Regions from separate parts of the Homo sapiens genome. Here region 2 is linked to region 1. Evidence: read pairs that join two places in POLR2A ChIA-PET (ENCODE). Cell type or tissue: GM12878. All regions are shown on one strand.

Region 1 (2,500 bases):
ATATAGTTATTTTTATCATAACACATCCATACTTGAAGACACAAGAGAATTTGGGCTATATGATAAATTTGGAAACCTCGTTTCTAAAACCTTGTCACTCTAGATTATACAAATTAATTTTTGTTTAGCACTAAGAGCTAGATGAAAAGGATGTATTCCAAAATGATCCAAGTAGAATCTGTTTTGAAATATTTAAAATACCACTTGTACTTGAAATAAAACAATTTTCTTACCACATCAAAAGACAAAGGCAACTCCTCCAATTATGTCATTTTTATATATAAATGAAACCTAGCACTTTTGCAGAAAACCACTCAGAACTATGTACATTTAAGACACTTATTTCATTCACACCAATACCATGTAAATACTCAGATGTATTAATGTATGTATGGAAAGTGAAGGAGATAGGTTGCAAAAGTTGTAAATGCCTTTTCATTTCCTTCATTTATGTCATCCTAAGTAACATGACCTATATTTGTATAATTAATAGCCATGAGGCTTATTGCCACTTAGGTCTTTTTATTTTTAATAATAATTTTTTTAAAAAGGTATTCCTTTTCATACAACAGTAAGGAAGCAAGCATCTATTTGGCTTACTGACATGTACTATGAAAATGTGAAATATGAAAATTTGTCATATGCAGTGTGGAAGATGGCAAGCTTTCAGCGACAGTCTGTGGAGTGACAGTTCTGAAATAATCGGCGTCTCTGTATTCAGTCAGTCCATCTGAGGGTGTACAGTGATGAACATTTGATGCCCTTGAAAATATCCCTACAGTCTGATGTTTAAGTACCCCTCCATTCATTACTGAGGATATCCATTTCTGAAACTAAGGGAGTATTAGAGAAAAGAATGTTTGTATTCAGTGAGGGCTGAAAGAAATATAAGATCTAGAAACTCCTCAGAAAATGTCTCAATAAACATTTGCCATCAGGCAACTAACCCAGACCCCTGGCTGCTGCATATCAGAAATCTTTCATCTACTCTAAATTTACACACCAGTTCCCTTGGGTGGAAGGCGTCTTCCTGGCGAAAGACCAGAAGGCTCACAGTTCCTTCCATCTTGGTGCTTCTCAACAGCGAAACAACTTCCTCTTGGGATTTGCCCACTAAATCTACTCCATTTACCTAAAACAAAACAAAAGTTTTCAGCTGTAATCCTGTGGAAACAACAGGAAAACACACACACACACACACACACACACACACACACACACACACTCTAGGACTAGCCATATCTGCTATGGAACATAACTCATTTCATGCACAATTCTGCCATGATCTGGGAACCACTAAGGTTTTGTGACTAATAAAGAAACTAAGACCAGATATCTAGAAGAGAGGAAGTGGTCAATCTTTTAGTGTTCATCATTAAACCCAAAGTGACAATCACCAGGGCATTGACAAGTACCAAGCAATAAATATTTCAAAAATGTCAAGTTAACACAAAACTTACTGGCTTAGAACAGAGATATTTTGATAGCCTTGTGCATCATAGGTTTTCTTACACCAAAATAAAAAGGTGTTGCTCTTATAAAGGGTAATAAAAACACACCAAAAATATTTTGGTACAGTATTTTCACTTTAAATGAAATTTTACTGATAAATATAAATAAAACACTTTACCTCTAAAAGGTAAACATTAAAGAAACTACAAAACAATATTTTTTAGCAGGGAAGCAATATTTCAGCTGAAATTTTTTCAATGTTATGAGAGAATTCAAGCAGGAAAAAAATTTAAAACAACTTGTTCTTAGGGAATCTTTTATCTAACAGGAAGTATAACATCATTATCAGAAAGCACTATATACTCCACAGAAATGAGAGCATATGTTTCCTTTAAAAGGTATTCTACATTTTTCTTTTTAGACAAAAAAGACATTTTGTCCAAGGCAAATAAGTTTATAACTTAAATTACAGTATCAAAATTTTCCTGTAGTTAAAATATATTTCAGAACATTTCCCCTTCTGAAAAAAATCAACCTCATATACCTCAAGGTACTACTATTAAGGAATTGCAGACAGAAGGACTGAATTCAAGTTCCAGTGGAGACTCTTACAAAATAAAACAAGCTACGACTGCACACATGGGCTAATATACCACTCAATTTATACCCCAAGGACAAGCGGCCTTTTCAGGAAGCAGAACCCTAAACATAATTTGTACTCAAACAAAAGAAAGTGAAAAAAAATCTAGACAATTAAGTCACTTGATCCTTTTTTCTTTGTATGATTCTAATTATCTAGACACTCAGAGAAAATGCACGTAAGTATCAATATTGTATAGCTACAACTGTAGATACTAGAAGGTTGGGCTTAAAGCATGCAAAAATGAAGTTTCCATTTTAAGACAAAGATGACAGCTATGGAAATAAAGCCTAACTCGAAAGACATGCAGGTTGCAGGTCTTTCTCACTGCTTTAAAATAAAAAGGTTTTTCTGATATGTTGAAAGTAAAGCGATTATGTGATAAAAGAAAAAAGTGACTCAATAATA
Region 2 (2,500 bases), 74 kb before region 1:
AAGAAAGATAAAATCTTAGTGGTAACCCATTTAAAGACTGTAATGGTATCTAACTATTACCAAAATTACCAAACAATAGCTAACTGGTTACATGGTCTACCTTTTTAAAAATAATAATTAGTTCATAATACTTTATTACTGAAAATATAAAAGAAAATCAAAATTGTGTCACAGTAGGAAAAACATATAAGTCTACACTTTCCTGGGAAATACACTTTCAGAAATAATTCCAGTTAAAATGTTTCCGAATGCAATAACCGGAGAGTACATCATACACAGAGTGACTCACGAAATTAAAAATGCATGTACAAATAAAAAGTTCACATTAATAGTTTGAACATACCAAGGACTTTATGTCTCTTTGGATAGACATGAAAGATGGACACTGTTGCCCTGAAAAACAAAGATATCCACAAATCATAGTATATTACAATTTTTTTGGAAGTCATGGGAATAGAAGCATTCACGAATCTTGGAAAAAACAAACCCTGGGAAAACACAGTCTGGAAATGTATGTGAGTACATAGTGGGGGCTCCTGATTATGTGTTATAATGGTTAAATGTCACAATATTGGAAAAGAAAAGCTTCCTAAAAAGGTAATTTTGGCCAGGCATGGTAGCTGACACCTGTAATCCCAACACTCTGGGAGGCAGAGATGGGAGGATCACTTAAGGTCAGGAGTTCAAGACCACCCTGGATAACAAAGTGAGAAACCATCTCTACAAATAAATGAATGAATGAATGAATGTGCATGCCTGTGGTCCCAGCTACATGGGAGGCTGAGGCAGGAGGCTGCAGTGAGCCATGCTTGCTCTACTGCACTCTAGCCTGTCCGACCTGGGTGACAGAGCAAGATCTTGTTTAAAAAAAAAAAAAAATGGCAGGGCTGGGGGCAATTTTAAAGCTTGGACTTTGACAAAACAATTTACTGACTATAAGTACTTTTCTTGTTCTGTAAGCATGAGAGAAGACTGGAACTAGGCAGCTAATTTAGAGTAGCTAATGCCACGAAGATCCTTAACCCACAGATAGCTCTAGGAAGGTCGTGTTCAGCAGGACAACTCCCAACATACAAGAGAAAGGCAGAGACAGTGAATGACAGTCTCTCACCATGGAGGGTAAGAAGTGATCCTACAGGCAGCAAAATCAATCACCAAATTTATTTTTCCTGCAACTTTTGTTAAGTACTTACAAATTAATTCCTTATATCCTAATAGCTACAATCCTTTGTGAGAATCTGCAATTAGGATTCACTTAATGTCACCTAAAAGGTCATTTCTATTGCTCAAAAACTATGGAAATCTGGCACAGGTTTTGCGCTTGTGTTTGTATCACAGTGCCACGAAAAAAGCTCTGCTTCTTAAAACAGGGATATGCGATGTTCTCAACTTGAACAAGCATTAGCATCAGAGATGCTAGCCACACCTGCATCATATAGAAATATTCAAGTATATCACAGAGTGCTGGGTAACCCTTCAAAATAGGTCCAGTTGACACCTACTGACTAATCACTCCATGTAGCCAAGACCAGGAGGACTTTCTGACCTCTCAGCAGGAACAATGTTGACCACATCATTCTAATTAATTAAAAACACATCCTTGCTTTAATGGCTTTAGTGACTGCACTCTTTTGGTTTTCCTCCTCTCTCTGCAGTGGCCTCTTCTCAGTTACCAACAGCTCCTTCCTCTGCCCCATTCCTGCCCTGAGCGCCAGTGATATTCAAAGGGGCCTTAGAACTCTCTCTGGCCACCTTCTATTACTCCTTCCCTCTATACGCACTTCCCAGACCATCTGTTCACTCACACTGCCATGGTTGCAAGCACCACCTGACATGTCTTTGATTTCCAAATCTCTACAGTGCCAGCCCTTCCCCCTCTTCCACCCTCCAGTTCCCTCCAGGTAGACATATCACAGGCTTATGAGATGCAACATGTCACATGTCCTCCAAATAGGATCCTCTTCCAGTATTTACTAGCCGGTGTGTGACTATCCACCCAGCTGACCAGGCTAAAACTGTGGCAATTCTTTCTTATTGTTCTTTCTCCTTTCTTTTTTTTTTTTTTTTTTTTAACATCAAATCAAATAAGCAAGTCCCCTAGAGTCTACCTGAGAAATACATCTATATGTCTCTGTCCCTACGGCTACCTCCATCACTGGCCACAATTTTTACAAAAGCTGCCTCACAGTTCCTGACATCACTCTGGTCTAGCCCTTCAGTTCACTCTACACACTGTGGTTAGAGGAATCTTTTAATTTTCTAAACACTGTAAACTTTATCAAGCTATTCTCTTGAATGGCTACCCACTATCTTTAGGAGCAGAGTCAAGCCATATCGAGTCATTTATGAGAGGCCACCTGCCTCTCCAATGCCTCCAGGTTCCTCATCCCACCCTCGCAAACCGAGAGGATTTCCACCATCTAAATGGTGTTTTTCAAATTTTGTTTTGGAACTCACTGAAGACCTGAAATTGATTTAGTGGCACTTACTTACCATTTAA

What was found. Peaks named below come from ENCODE experiments on the same cell type or tissue, not always from the same donor. Only the 100,000 strongest peaks of a DNase experiment are listed, where the experiment ranks them.
Region 2: POLR2A ChIA-PET joins it to region 1 with 5 read pairs; 3 of 35 experiments call an interaction of 5 or more read pairs at or near these places.

What each region holds. Positions count from the first base shown.
Region 1 is chr10:34,373,871-34,376,370 of GRCh38, forward strand. PARD3 (par-3 family cell polarity regulator) reads right to left here. Exons shown (of 25, transcript NM_001184785.2): 11 at 1,004-1,132. Among named protein-coding and RNA genes, the nearest start is that of PARD3, 440 kb to the right of the region's middle. In GM12878, no CTCF peak of the experiment used is centred here; a DNase peak (open chromatin) is centred at 1,301.
Region 2 is chr10:34,299,768-34,302,267 of GRCh38, forward strand. All of the region lies in intron 20 of PARD3 (par-3 family cell polarity regulator), which reads right to left. Among named protein-coding and RNA genes, the nearest start is that of LINC02629, 400 kb to the left of the region's middle. In GM12878, no CTCF peak of the experiment used is centred here; no DNase peak of the experiment used is centred here.